2 separate regions of the Homo sapiens genome follow, and region 2 is linked to region 1. Evidence: chromatin contacts called from ENCODE Hi-C or POLR2A ChIA-PET data. All regions are on one chromosome and are shown on one strand. Each heading gives the region's core, a stretch centred on a gene start or an enhancer-like site at or near the end of the contact. The rest is flanking DNA. Distances are from core to core; before and after follow the strand shown. Region 1 overlaps LOC102723594 (a long non-coding RNA gene). Region 2 has its middle 8.3 kb from the start of LINC01936.

Region 1 (6,717 bases), core at 1,750-4,249:
CGACTGAATGGAAATCAGACCTAAGGCTCTTTTTTAGGACTTCAGCTGTTCCAAGTCACTTCTGCCTCCCAGCTGTTGTGATCATCTGGGGCTGGTCGTGGAGCCCCAGCTGTAAAAACTAAGTCAATGAATAAGTGCATAAAATTGACAAAGGGTGAGACCTGAGACTGAACCACAGGTCTTATAGTCAAGAAGTGCATCTGTTCCTCACCAAATATCATCAGATCAGCCCAAAGCTCTGTGTGAGGTCAGACCTGGAGCTTGGCATTTAAGATAAGGGCTAATCTACAAACCACAGGCAGCTCCCATCTGACACAGGCAAGCCGGGGTCAGGGCCAACCAGGAACCAAACCTGGGGTAGTAGGTGTTCCTTGAGGCAGAGGGAGAAAGGATGGAAGGGACTGACAAATATGTTCTGAGTGCTCCTCTTCTCGGGGGACACACTATGTGTACCCCACTACAAGGCCACTATCTGCTTTAGGAACAAACTTGGCATTAAATATACCCACCATTACAATAACATACAGAATGTCTCTCAAAACCTATATGTAGAATGTACAACACAAGGCCAGGCATGTTGGCTCACACCTGTAATCCCAGCACTTTGGGAGGCCGAAGTGGGCAGATCACCTGAGGTCAGGAGTTCGAGACTAGCCTGGCCAATATGGCAAAACCCTGTTTCTACTAAAAATACAAAAATTAGCTAGGTGTGGTGGTGGGTGCCTCTAATCCAAGTTACTTGGGAGGCTGAGGTAGGGGAATTGCTTGAACCTGGGAGGTGGACTTTGCAGTGAGCCAAGATCGTGCCACTGCACTCCAGCCTGGGAGACAGAGCGAGACTCCATCTCAACAAACAAACAAACAAACAAACAAACAAACAAACAGTACAACACAAAGAGTGAGCCCTAATGTAAATACAGACTTCAGTTAATAAAAATGTGTCCATATTGGTTTATCAATTGTAACAAACTCAAATGAACCATACTCATCCAAGGGGTTAATAATAAGGGAAACTAGTGGGGAGGAGGGATATGGCTATTGATACTTTCTTCTCAATTTTTGTTTGTTTGTTTTTTTTTTGAGATGGAGTCTTGCTCTATCGCCCAGGCTGGAGTGCAGTGGCATGATCTCGGCTCACTGCAACCTCTGCCTCCCGGGTTCAAGCAATTCTCCTGTCTCAGCCTCCCCAGTAGCTGGGACTACAGGCACCTGTCCCCACTCCCAGCTAGTTTTTGTATTTTTAGTAGAGACGGGGTTTAACCATATCGGTCAGGCTGGTCTCGAACTCCTGACCTCAGGTGATCCACCCGCCTCAGCCTCCCAAAGTGCTGGGATTACAGGCGTGAGCCACCACGCCCAGCATCTTCTCAATTTTTCATAAACCTAAAACTGCTCTTGAAAAATAGTCTATTAATTAAAATTAAAAAGTAAATCTCAGGCCAGGTGGCTTACAACTGAAATCCCAGCACTTTGGGAGGCTGAGGTGGACAGATCACTTGAGCACAAGAGTTCAAGACCAGCCTGGGCAATACAGTGAGACCCTGTCTCTACAAAAAAATGCAACAAACTAGCTGGGCGTGGTGGTGTGCACTTGTAGTCCCAGCTACTCAGGAGACTAAGGTGGGAAGATCACCAGAGCTCGGGAGATTGAGGCTGCAGTGAGCCATGACTTCACCACTGCACTCCAGCCTGGGTGACAAAGTGAGAAGCTGTCTCAAAAAAAAAAAAAAGGTACACCTAGCGTCTTCTCAGAGCCTCTGGATTGGGTACTTAGTGGCTGCTACCACCAAGTGAGACAGTGGGGACAGAGAAAGAGCAAAGTTTGAGGGAAGAGGATAGTAAAGGGAACATTGGGCCAGGTGTGGTGGCTCACACCTGTAATCCTAACACTTTGGGAGGCTGAGAGGGGGCGGATCACTTGAGGTCAGGAGCTCAGTTCAAGACCAGCCTGGCCAACATGGCGAAACTTCATCTCTACTAAAAATACAAAAATTAGGCAGGGCACGGTTGCTCACACCTATAATCCCAGCACTTTGAGAGGCCGAGGTGGGCAGATTGCCTGAGGTTAGTTCTCCCATCCTGGCCAACATGGTGAAACCCCATCTCTACTAAAAATACAAAAATTAGCCAGGCATGGTGGCAGGCGCCTGTAATCCCAGCTACTTGGGAGGCTAAGGCAGGAGAATCGCTTGAACCCAGGAGGTGGAGGTTGCTGTGAGCCGAGATCATACCATTGCACTCCAGCCTGGGTGACAGGAGTGAGACTCCACGTCAAAAAAAAAAAAAAAAAAAAAAAATTAGCCCAGCATGGTGGCGCATGCCTGCAATCCCAGCTACTCAGAAGGCTGAGGCACAAGAATCACTTGAACCTGGGAAGCAGAGATTGCAATGAGCCGAGATCCCGCCACTGCACTACAGCCTGGGCAACAGATTGAGACTTCATCTCAAAGGAGGTTTGGCCATGGTGAATCCAGGGAGTGTAAAGGACACATAGATAGATATATCTTCTAGACAGAGGACAGAAGAGTCAGAATTTGGGCTGCAAATACATGATGGGAGTCATCAACATATAAACCCATTGAACACCATATATGGATGAGAGTTTTCTCTTCAGCAGCTGTGAGGAGTTGGGATGACCACACGCAGTGCCTCCTTCCTTGTTCGTGAGCACTCAGTGCAGGGCAACTGACAGCAATTAGGACGGGGAGACACGAAGCCTCCCCCCGCCGCAGGAATTGCTACTGCAGATCTTCCCTTCTTGTGGAACACTGTGGTCTCTGTGGGTGAGGGAGATGCTCTGATTCATCGTCCACAGGGCTGTAGTATTTTGATGCTGTAGTCCAATAACTGTATTTTCTGTCCATATTAGGCCGAGAGTAGGGGCGTCCTCCAGGGTTGTATAAACCATCAGTAGCCAATTCATTTGCACCTGCTACATTATCCACTGATGACTTCAATCAGCTAAGGCAGCCAAGCAACAAGAGGCACTACGTGGGCAAAACGTTGAGTCATCCGCATATCTGCCCTCTGAACACACGAAAATATCCCCACTGTGCATCCTGAGTAACATTTGTGCCAGGTTCCCAGGCAAACTTCCTCCTGAGCTTCCTCCTCCACTCTTCCCTGCTCCAGGCACTGAGCCCTACCCACTCTCAGCCTCTCAGGCTTAAGGGCCGAATCATCCACTCTCAGAGCTTAAAGGAAAAAAAAGAGGAAGGAAGCAGTGAGACTTGATTTGTAACAGCCCTAACTATGGAGCTGGAAGATCTGGGTTCAGATGGCAGCCTGGGTTCCCTAGTTGCATAGTAGATCTCATCTTTCTGAGCTTACACTTCTTCAGCCGTAAAATGGAGATGATAATATTAACTGCTGCTGCTGATCTTTTGACAATTGAGATAATGTATTTTTCAAGGGCCTACCATATACTAAGAGCTAACATTTTTGAGTGTTTACATTTTATCGGATACTCTTCCAAACCATTTACACATTTGTTAACTCATTTCATCTTTATAACACCCTACGATAATCCCAAGGCACAATTATCTTTATTTTATAAGTGAAGAAACTAAGCCACAATGAAGTTAAGTAAATTGTTCAAGGCCCCAGAACTAGAAAGTGGTAGAACCACAATTTTCCGCCACTCAAAAGTGGGCTGACCCTCTTCGTATTTACATCAGGGGTTCTCAGAATGTGGTCTTCAGGCCAGCAGCAGCAGCAGCGGCAGCAGTAGAAACTTGTTAGAAATGATCTCAGGACCCACCCAGAGCTACAGACAGAAATTCCAGGGGCGGGCAATGGCAAACTGGGTTGACAAGCCCCCCAGTTGATTGTGATTTTCAGCCAAGTTTGATAACCTCTGGCCTACACTTTTCCTTCTACCTCCATGGCAGATGACAATTGAACAAATTAGACCCCTTTTCCTCCCAACACCCACTATGTATTAGGCACTTTGTGTGTTATTGTCATTTAATTCTCATAAGAAACTTTTTTTATTTTTATTTTTTATTGAGACATGGTCTCACTCTGTTGCCCAGGCTGGTCTCGAAACCCTGGGCTCAAGCAATCCTCTCCCCTTGGCCTCCCAAAGTGCTGGGATTACAGGTGTAAGCCACCATGCCCAACCAAGCAAGAAACTTTAGAGATTGGTTTTCTCACCCCCATTCTATAGATAGGAGACCTGGACAAGGGGAGGAAGGTGTGGGCCCTTGTACAGGCCATACAGCTAGTAATGTCCCACTCCAATGTCGCACTCCCCGGCTCCTACAACACAAGGCATTCCTCAATGCTGGCTGTGTCCTGTCATCCCCAGATCCCTGCCTCACTCCCTCACTCCATTCCCCAGCAGGGACCCTGGGCCTCTGCAGGCCTCGAACCACCGCTCCTGGCTATGAGGTCCGTCCTGGTTCTAGGGCTGTAACCCCAAGTCAGCTTTATCCAAGCTGCTCTGTGATCTTCTGTTCTAGGGCAAGCACTAGAGATGACTCCCATGACCAAGCCTTCACCCCATAGCCCCTCCGGCCCCAGGGGACCAATCTGGTGTCCCTTTAGTTTGGGCCATCTCATGAGTTCTCCAGCCCCTTAGTGCCTTGAGCTTGGTTTTTTGGGGTCAATCCCTTCAAGTTGTGGAGAAATGCCCCTGGGCCCCAGACCCCAGCAGGGTCCCCATGTCTCCTTCCCGACCATACATCCCTGCCAGTGTTAGGAATAACGCTCAAAATCCTAAGGAAATTGAACACTTGAACAAAGGATTCTTAGCAAAGAAATTTTACTTCTGCGCAGAGGGGTGCCTCCTTGGCCAGTCGCCATGAAAGCACACCTGTAGGAAGGGGCACAAGAGCCTTTATTCCTGATGCAAGTCCTGCCCCTATACCCTTTCCCTATTGGCCAGGGTCAGGTCGTACAATCTAAACTAATCCCGGTTGGCTAAACATTTGATTTTTTTAGATAAGGTGGGCACATAAAAGAAAGTGGAGGGGAAGGGGGAGGGGTGTCTGTAGTGAGCTAAAAAGTGAGTCCTCTTTCCAAATAAGGAAAGGAGTGTGAGCTGGTACTGATAACGCCTGGTACTGTGGCGTGCCTGGGCATCTAACAAAGGCAAAAAGGGGAAAAGGAGAAAAGGCAGGGGCGTGGGGGGTACTATGAATTAAAGAATAAAAGATTGATGAGATTATTTGAAGAGAAAGCTCATCATATCCCAAACCAGTTTCCTACTTCTGGTCACCCAGCCCCATCACTCTTCACAGTCAACACTTACTGTCACTTTTGCTACTCCCCAACCCCGACAGTGATTCCCACCTATTCTCTGACTCCCTTAGGACATTAGGTGCCTGAAACCCTGTCCCTGAGACCATCATTATCTCAAACCCCCCTCTGTCTTCTAGAAAGGATCCCTTTGCCCAAGAGTTAAGGCAGGTTTCCTCTGGGCCTCAGAAGATGCTGCCATGTCATGAGCTCAACCAGAGGCTTCACTGACTGGGGAAACAGACTGGAGGAGCACGCCTGCCTGCCTCTGGGAGCCCCCGGCCCACCCTGCAGGGCTTGAAGAGGTCTTTTCACCCAGGCCCTTCCCTTTCACCCACTGTGCTCCTGGCCTTGGTCCTCTCTGCAGTGGGACTTTAGCAGTGGCCCCCTTAGGAGCCTCCAACGTGATACTCACACATTCTTTGTGGATCCAGAGTCAAGGCTGGGTCTGGATACAGGAAGGTCAGGGCCTCCAGGATGTGTGCTGAAGCACTCTGTTAGGTGGCCTGAGGGCCAACCCAGAATGAAATTTATCAGGACCATCTTGCAGCTTTTAGCAGATATCGGGGTCATTGCCTACCACACTGTGGAAAGACAGGAGGGAGGCTCTTAAATTACCCCCTCTGATGTTCCTGGAGAGGGAGGTAAGGAAGGAACATGCTCTTTGCCCAAAGCCATGTGAGTTAGAACCCAGACTCTGTGGGTTCTAACTCTGAACACCCTGTCTCCACTAAGTCTTGTCTGGGAGCTGGAGCACCCAGGTGAAGCCAGGGCATTTCCAAGGGGGAAGCTTGGCTGCCTGCCCATGAACTTGGGCCTGTGGCTCCTGTAGCCTGGAGGCAGGGTGGGATGGGGAAGGGCACAGGCTCTGGGGGCACAGAGACTTGAGTTAGAAGCCTGATTTAGCCCTTTTCCTAGCTGTGGGAATTGGGCAAGCCATGCAATCCCCCAGGTCACCATTATGCCACCTGGATATAGGGGAGAAACATCTGTTTTATAACATTGTTTAGAGGACTCAAAATATTTCGTGTGTACAGTATTTCATGTGTGTACTGTGGCTCACACACTCACCTCCCTGTATTTCGTGTGTACAGTATTAAATGTATGTACTGTGGCTCACACACCTGCCTATATTTTGTGTGTACAGTATTTCAAGTGTGTACTGTGGCTCACACACTCACTCCCTGTATTTCATGTGTACAGTATTTCATGTGTGTACCATTGCTCACACACTCATCTCTCTGCATTTCGTGTGTACAGTATTTCATGTATGTACTGTGGCTCACACACCTTCCTGTATTTTGTGTGTACAGTATTTCATGTGTGTACTGTGGCTCACACTCTCACCTGCCTGTATTTTGTGTGTACAGTATTTCATGTATGTACCACTGCTCACACACTCACCTCCTTGTATTTCATGTGTACAGTATTTCATGTGCGTACCATTGCTGACACACTCACCTCCCTGTACTTCAT
Region 2 (6,717 bases), core at 1,501-4,000, 44 kb after region 1:
CTCAAGGCAGGACCCTGGGTCCCACAGTGCCACCTGCAGATGTTGGTGATAAGAGAAAGAGAGGCTCTCTGTGGAAGGGGCTGAACTTTGTGGGCAGACTTGGCACCAAGCAAAAGGAATAAACAGAGAGCTGAAGTTTCACCCAGGGGAGGATGAGGGCTCCATACAGATTTGCAGAGACTTGGCGCAGTTGCTTTAGCCAGATAATCACACAGGAGCTAATTAGCCCCTTCCTTCCCAGCTCAGCCCTCTGGGGCAGCAGGATGCTCAGTGGAGAAGAGAAACCCATTAATTACTTTATCAGGAAGTGCTGATAAGAACCCAAAAAAGGTATTGCTCTAAGGCTCTGAGCTAATTAAAGAAGGCTGCAGGGTGAAGGGATGTGTCTCACCCAGGGAAAGCAGAGCACACACTTTGATCTTGAGCCCCATAGCCCCAGACTGAGCGCAAGAAAGGGCTTCTGGGCCCCCAGGGAAACTTCACCCTTGCAGGTTCAGCAACCCCAAGACTGGGATCATTATGAATGAGGAGTCTGCTGGCAGTCAGGCCAGCTCAGCCTGGGGATGAGGGGTTCTGAAGGAGGCAGTCGGGGTCTCTCCCCCAAGATGCCACACAAATAGCATCACTGGAATGTGATGTAAGGGTGTGCATCTTCTGACTAGTATTATTATCATACCCATTTTTTCAGGGAGGAAAACAGGGCTCAAATAACATACAGTGTCCAGTCAGGGATCATTCAAGTAGGAAGAGGCAGAAACACAACTTGAACCCAGATCTCCAACTGGAAATCCATGTTATTAGCATCACGCTGTGATAGTATTCTGCAGGGTCTGAAGGTGTCGCTTCCAGCCAGGCAGGCCTGGGTTCCAGTCCTGGGATCCTTCTTTTCTTAGCTCCTAAAGCTAATTCCTTCCTTTCTCAGAATGCTTGTTTCCTCATCACGGCAGCAAGGCTAATCACACCCACTCAAATGGTTATCAGGAGGAGTATATGAGGCAAGATGACATGTGCCAACCACCTAGGACAGAACCTGGCAGCCATTAGTTTCAGTCTCCAGTGCACAATTTGCAAACTGGTTTTTAACTGCAAAAATTTTAGTTCAAATATAATCTTACAAAGATACCCAATATGCAAAGAGCTAAAACTGAAACTTCTCTGAAGGAAGGGTGATGGGTGGCTCAGCACCCCACCCACTCTGGCCCCTCTCCCACCAGCAGAGGCTCTGTTGAACACTCAGAATTTCTCAGAGCACAGTCAGGCAACCTGGATCTGGGGGAAGAAGAATGCTCTGAGATCTCAAAGGACTCTGAACACATGCCCCAGATTAAGACAAATGATATCCTTTTGTTGCACAGAGGACATTAACGATATCCTTTTGTTGCCAGAGTGGGTGGGGAGCTGAACCACCCAACAATGATAACATTGTTTCGCTGGATATTTATCAAATGGCCTAGAGAGGGTGGAATGCCTTTGGTAAGCAGGTATCCAAAGACAATAGCATAGGTCATACTGAAACCTATGTCCCAGGATGTAAGATGTTATGAGTATAAACCCTGATTCCTCTGAAGACATTGGAGAGATGCAACCGTCATCCTTGTAGTACCCGAAACATGGTATTCTGGGAGGTTGGGATTGAGGGGATGGAAAAGGGCCATTTGTCGTGGACTCTTCCTTTGATGAACTCATTTGGAATTACTATAGAAGACACCATACCCCATGGATACACGGTTTCCTGCTCCGGCCCCTCCTCTGCTAGCTTGGCTACTCAAAATCCAACTAATATTGACTGAATGTCTGCATGCCTGCTATGTATCTGGAACTCCTGAGGCACACTCGGGTCTTACTTCATTGAATCTTCAAAACTGTCCAGCAATTCAGAGACTCTTACCACAGTTTACGGTTGTGAAACTGAGGCTCAAAGCAGTTTGGGACATTAGTCCTGGACTTGCAGCTATTGAGAGGACAGGGTTCAAACCTAGCTTCACCCAAGGCCAAGTCCAGTGCTCTTCCAAGCCCCCTCCATGAAGCTTTCCAGAGAAATCCTAGCTGTGCCCAGCCATTCTAGATACTGTCCGGGAGGACACCTTAGAAGCTTAGGACAGCCTGGGTGATTCAGCCTAGAAGAACACACTAGGAGAATGGTGAGAGACCTGTGTTCTTGTCCGTTCTAATTTTAACCCGGTAGGTCCCTTCTCTAGATGTAGTTTTCTCATCTGTAAAGCTGAGAGAGTGGCTTTCTAAACCACTTCCTGTTCTGCATCTCCTCCCCATGACTGCCTGTGTACATCTGAAAGCAATGGTTCTGGGGCCTGAGTCTCAGTCTGATGTGTTTACATGTCCCTGGTTTCTTTCGGCCTGTTCCCCAAGAACGGTCTCCAGGCCCGCGCCCTCAGTGCCCCTGAGCTGCAGCTGCTTGCCTGGCCTCCCAGCCCCAACTGCACCTGTCCAGCCCGTGCTCTGGGGAAGTTAGCAAGGAATCAGGACCCTGGAAGGTGGCACAGGCTCAAGGTGGCTGCAGAGGAGGCAACTACAAGTGCTGCTGAGGGACCTCCTCCCGGCAGCCCTCCAGAATTACTGCTCCCCAAAGTAACTCTCAGGTTGTTTTAATGAAAGATAAATGCATGCTACCCTGTGCTCAGTTTTTATTTTCTAGAATGTGTGGAACAGTGAGGGAATTGTAACATCTTTTTTGTTTTGTTTTGTTTTTGAGTCAGAGTCTCACTCTGTCACCCATGCTGGAGAGTGCAGTGGTGCGATCTTGCCTCACCGCGACTTCCGGCTCCCGGTTCAAGTGATTCTCCTGTCTTAGTCTTCCGAGTAGCTGGGATTACAGGCAGGCACCACCACGCCCAGCTAATTTTTGTATTTTTAGTAGAGACAGGGTTTCACCAAGTTGGCCAGGCTGGTCTCAAACTCTTGACTTCAGGTGATTCATCCACCTCGGCCTCCCAAAATTCTGGGATTACAGGCGTCAGCCACCACACCCGGCCTGTAACATCATTTTTTAAAAATCAAACACACAGTGAGGTGGTGTCACAACTCCTCAGATGGCTGAGAATTGTTAGGAAATGCAACCCTGTGGCTCAGACTCCACACTCAACTGCTCTCTGGAAGCATCACCTGTGCCCAACCTCACCTCAGTAGCGGAGAATTGCTGGATCAGTATACAGACTAGCGGAGTGGTTGGGAGAGTAGGAGCCGCTCTGAAGGGATCAAGCCTCAACTGGATGCAGGAATTCCGGTGGTTTATTAGCAAGAGAAGGCACTTGGAGGTGCAAGGAGTGCAATACTGAACAAAACAGCCACAGTCCTTACCCTCGTGGAGCTTAGAGTTGTCAGGGAAGGATATGGACAGTAAACAGGTAAAGTAATAAATATATATGTAATCTAAAATTGAGAAAATGCTACAAAGGTCAGAAGCAGAGTGTGTGATGGAGAATAAGGGTGTTTTTGGGTTGGAGAGAGGGACTTCCACTGAAGCAATGTTGTCAAGGATGATCCATTTGAAGGGGTAACATGTAAGCTGAGAGCTGAAAGTCAAGGAATCAACTGGGCTACAAACTGGAAAAAGAGCCAGAGGCAAGGCCAAAGGCCCCAAAAGAGGGTTCAGCAAACATTCGGTGCAGGGCCAGATAGTAAATACCTTTGGCTTCATGGTCCATCAATCTCTGTCATGCCTGTGTTCCAATAAAACTTTATTTATAAAACAGAAGCAGGAAGTATTCTGCCAATTCCTGCCCTGAAACAATAAAGCATGCATTGTGTGTTAGGAAAGAATGAGGCTGGCTAGCCGGGCCAGGGAGGAAGGGGAGGGTTTCAAGGTGAGGTGGAAAAGACAGGAGTGAGGTCATGGAAGGCTTTGTAGAACATGGAAAAGACTTCGGATTTATTGTAAAAAGCCACTGCAGGGTTTTAAAGCAGCCAAGAGACATGACTTGATTTATACTGTGAAAGATTACTCTGGTTACTGTGTAAAGAAAGAACTGGAGAGAGGAAAGGGAGGAGGCAGGAAGACCCTCTTGGAATCTACTGTAATAGCCATGGGAGAGATGCTGGTGACCCGCTATCTGGTGGAGATAGAGAAAGGCAGATGGCTTGAAGATCCAATTTGGAGATTACATCCATAGGACTTGCTGATGATCACATGTGGCAGAGGAAGAGCCAGTCCTCAAATATGGCCTTCAGGATTCTGGCTTAAGCAAGTGGGTGAATTTACTGAACTGTAGAAGATAGGAAACAGAGGGGCTAGGTCAGGGGATAGACTCAAATACGGAAACCAGAACTTCAGTTTCAGAAACACTAAAGTTGAGATGCTTGTGAGACATGTAAGTGTCGAGGTCCAGTAAGCAAATCTGATCAGGATCTGAGAGGCAGGGCATATGGGGCTTATAGGACACGCCTCCTTCCTCAGCTTGGCCCCATTTTCCCCTAGGCTCAGTTGTTGCCCTGATTCCTAGCTGGAGCAGCCCCACCGTGGTATGATGACCTCCCGGTGGTTATGAACCTCGCTGCCACTGCTATGGCCTCACCTTTCATTGCTGACTGAGCCCCACAGATGAGGGCCAGGCTTCATCAAGCCTTCCATGGCGCCTTCCCTGTCAGGGGCCTCAGTGGCTCCAGAGCCCATGTCCAACCATCTGAACTTAGGCATCTCTGACTTCTCTGGTGGCTTTCCAAAAGGGCCTAGTGACATAAGCAGAAAGTGCAAAGGACTTAACTCCACAAGTGGCAAACCTTAACCAATGTGAGCAGGAGATGGGAAGGAACTGGCAGATAAATTGTTCACCTTCCTTCCCTCAACAGTTCTGCCAAGATGCAGTGGTCCCATACTGCTTCTCTCGATGGCTCACGTGATCAAGCAATCAGCTATGTGTTTTCTTGGGAAGCTGTGGCCAGCTCCACAAAAAACTATGATGTGATGGCTTCCCTCCTCCCCTGCCTTACTTCCCCTTTGCCCTCAGTCCTGCTTTCCCTGGGATTATACCCTCCAATAAAACATTAGCCCCTAAGCTCTGCCTCAAGTTCAGTTTTGTAGGGGACCTGGGCCTATCCAACCAGTTTAGATGCTAAAAATGTTAAGCACCATCTATTTATTTCACAAAGATTTTTAAAAGTACTTATCATATGTCAGGTATTGTTCGAAATGCCTTACAAATATTAACTCATTTTATCCTTATGATGATCCTGTAAAACAGATATTATTGGTATCCCCATTTTAGAGCTGAGAAAACTGCAACAGAGAGGTCAAGTAGCCGTATAGATCAGTGCTGGCTATGGAAACAATGCAAGCCTCATATGTAGTTCTAAATTTTCTAAAAGTTACGTAAAAGTAAAAAGAGACTGGTGAAATTAATTTTAGTAATATTTTTATTTAACTTAATATAGCCAAAGTATTATTATTTCAACATGAAATCAATAAAAACCATTTTAATGAGATTGCTGACATTCTTTCATACTAAGTCCTTAAAATCCAGTGTGGGCTGGGCATGGTGGCTCACACCTGTAATCCCAGCACTCTGAGAGGTTGAAGTGGGAGGATTGCTTGAGTCCAGGAGTATGAGAGCAGGCTGGGTAACACAGTGAGACTTTGTCTCTACAAAAAAAAAAAAAAAAAAAAAATAGCTATGCGTGGTGGTGTGCACCTGTAGTCCCAGTTACTCAGGAGGCTGAGATTAGATGGGAGGATGGCTTCAGCCCGGGAAATTGAGGCTACAGTGAGCCTACATCATGCTGCTACACTCCAGCCTGGGTGACTGAGCAAGACTTTGTTCCAAAAAAAAGTCCATTGTGTACTTAATATTTACAGCACATCTCATTTTGTACTAGCCACATTTCAAATGCTCAATGGCCACTTGGGGCTGGTGGCTGCCCTACTGAACAGGGCAGGAATAGATCGTATGCTACATTATGAGTAAATGACCACGTAGAGGAGGAAGAAAAGACTTCCCTCAAAACTCAGCTGGCATTCCTTGAGCTGAACATAGGCATGGAGAAAGACTATCTTTTCTCAATAAGACGAAAGAACTAAGTAGATAGAAATTTATTTGCTCTTTTAAATTTTTTGTTAATTACAGTTGTATATGTATCAGCAAGTGCTGACAAAAAAAACATACATAGCAAACATATGTTATAGGAAACATTCTGGAAATAGGTGTTTGTAACTAGTCTGACTGAACTTCTTCTTTTTTTTTTTTTTTTTTTTTGAGACAGGAGACAGGATCTTGCTCTGTCCCCCAGACTGGAGTTCAGTGACATGATCTCAGATTACTGCAGCCTCCACCTCCCAGGCTCAAGTGATCCTCCTGCCTCAGCCTCCCTAGTAGCTGGGATCACAGGTGCATGCCACTACACCCAGCTAATTTTTTTTGTATTTTTTGCACAGATAGGGTTTCGCCATGCTGCCCAGGATGGTCTTGAACTGTTGGACTCAAGCGATCCTCTCACCTCAGCTTCCCAAAGTGCTAGGATTACAGGTGTGAGCCACCACACCTGGCCCAGTTTGACTGTATTTTGCATATACGTGCTAATGCTTGAGATTTTTAGGCTGTACACAAATAAAATATGGGTATTTTCTGCTAGCAAAATTGTCCCTAGTTGGTATGGTTAAAATGAACTTTCAACAGAACTCGGTGTCATTTTCAGTGGTGGCTCGCAGAATCCTGGCTATGTGTAGGGCAGGCACCGGGTGCTGGGATTGTAGGAGTAAACAGACAGAAG

Evidence for each region. Hi-C counts contacts between places; a loop is a spot of excess contacts on that map. ChIA-PET counts read pairs that join two places held with the same protein, here RNA polymerase II (POLR2A). Pooled maps may share reads with other maps.
Region 2: POLR2A ChIA-PET joins it to region 1 with 11 read pairs in activated B cell. The contact joins two enhancer-like sites. A Hi-C loop is called at or near these places in 6 of 168 maps with a recorded cell type or tissue (B cell, GM12878, OCI-LY7 and 3 more), 35 of 37 single-sample maps with no recorded cell type and 15 of 50 pooled maps. POLR2A ChIA-PET finds 5 or more read pairs at or near these places in 16 of 52 experiments (B cell, CD4-positive, alpha-beta T cell, CD4-positive, alpha-beta memory T cell and 12 more).

Annotation. Positions count from the first base shown.
Region 1 is chr2:30,290,637-30,297,353 of GRCh38, forward strand. LOC102723594 (a long non-coding RNA gene) reads right to left here. Exons shown (of 3, transcript XR_427017.4): 2 at 5,657-5,825; 3 at 2,399-3,194. Among named protein-coding and RNA genes, the nearest start is that of LINC01936, 53 kb to the right of the region's middle. RefSeq lists enhancers at 2,910-2,969, 3,140-3,189 and a silencer at 3,683-3,853. Within about 2 kb of position 3,000, at least 5 of the 41 ENCODE cell types and tissues checked have a DNase peak (open chromatin) inside an H3K27ac peak, as active enhancers do; they include B cell, where a contact is called at or near this core.
Region 2 is chr2:30,334,986-30,341,702 of GRCh38, forward strand. No RefSeq gene overlaps it. Among named protein-coding and RNA genes, the nearest start is that of LINC01936, 8.3 kb to the right of the region's middle. RefSeq lists enhancers at 1,005-1,054, 1,075-1,174, 1,265-1,324, 2,265-2,454, 2,835-3,074 and 1 more. Within about 2 kb of position 2,751, at least 9 of the 41 ENCODE cell types and tissues checked have a DNase peak (open chromatin) inside an H3K27ac peak, as active enhancers do; they include B cell, where a contact is called at or near this core.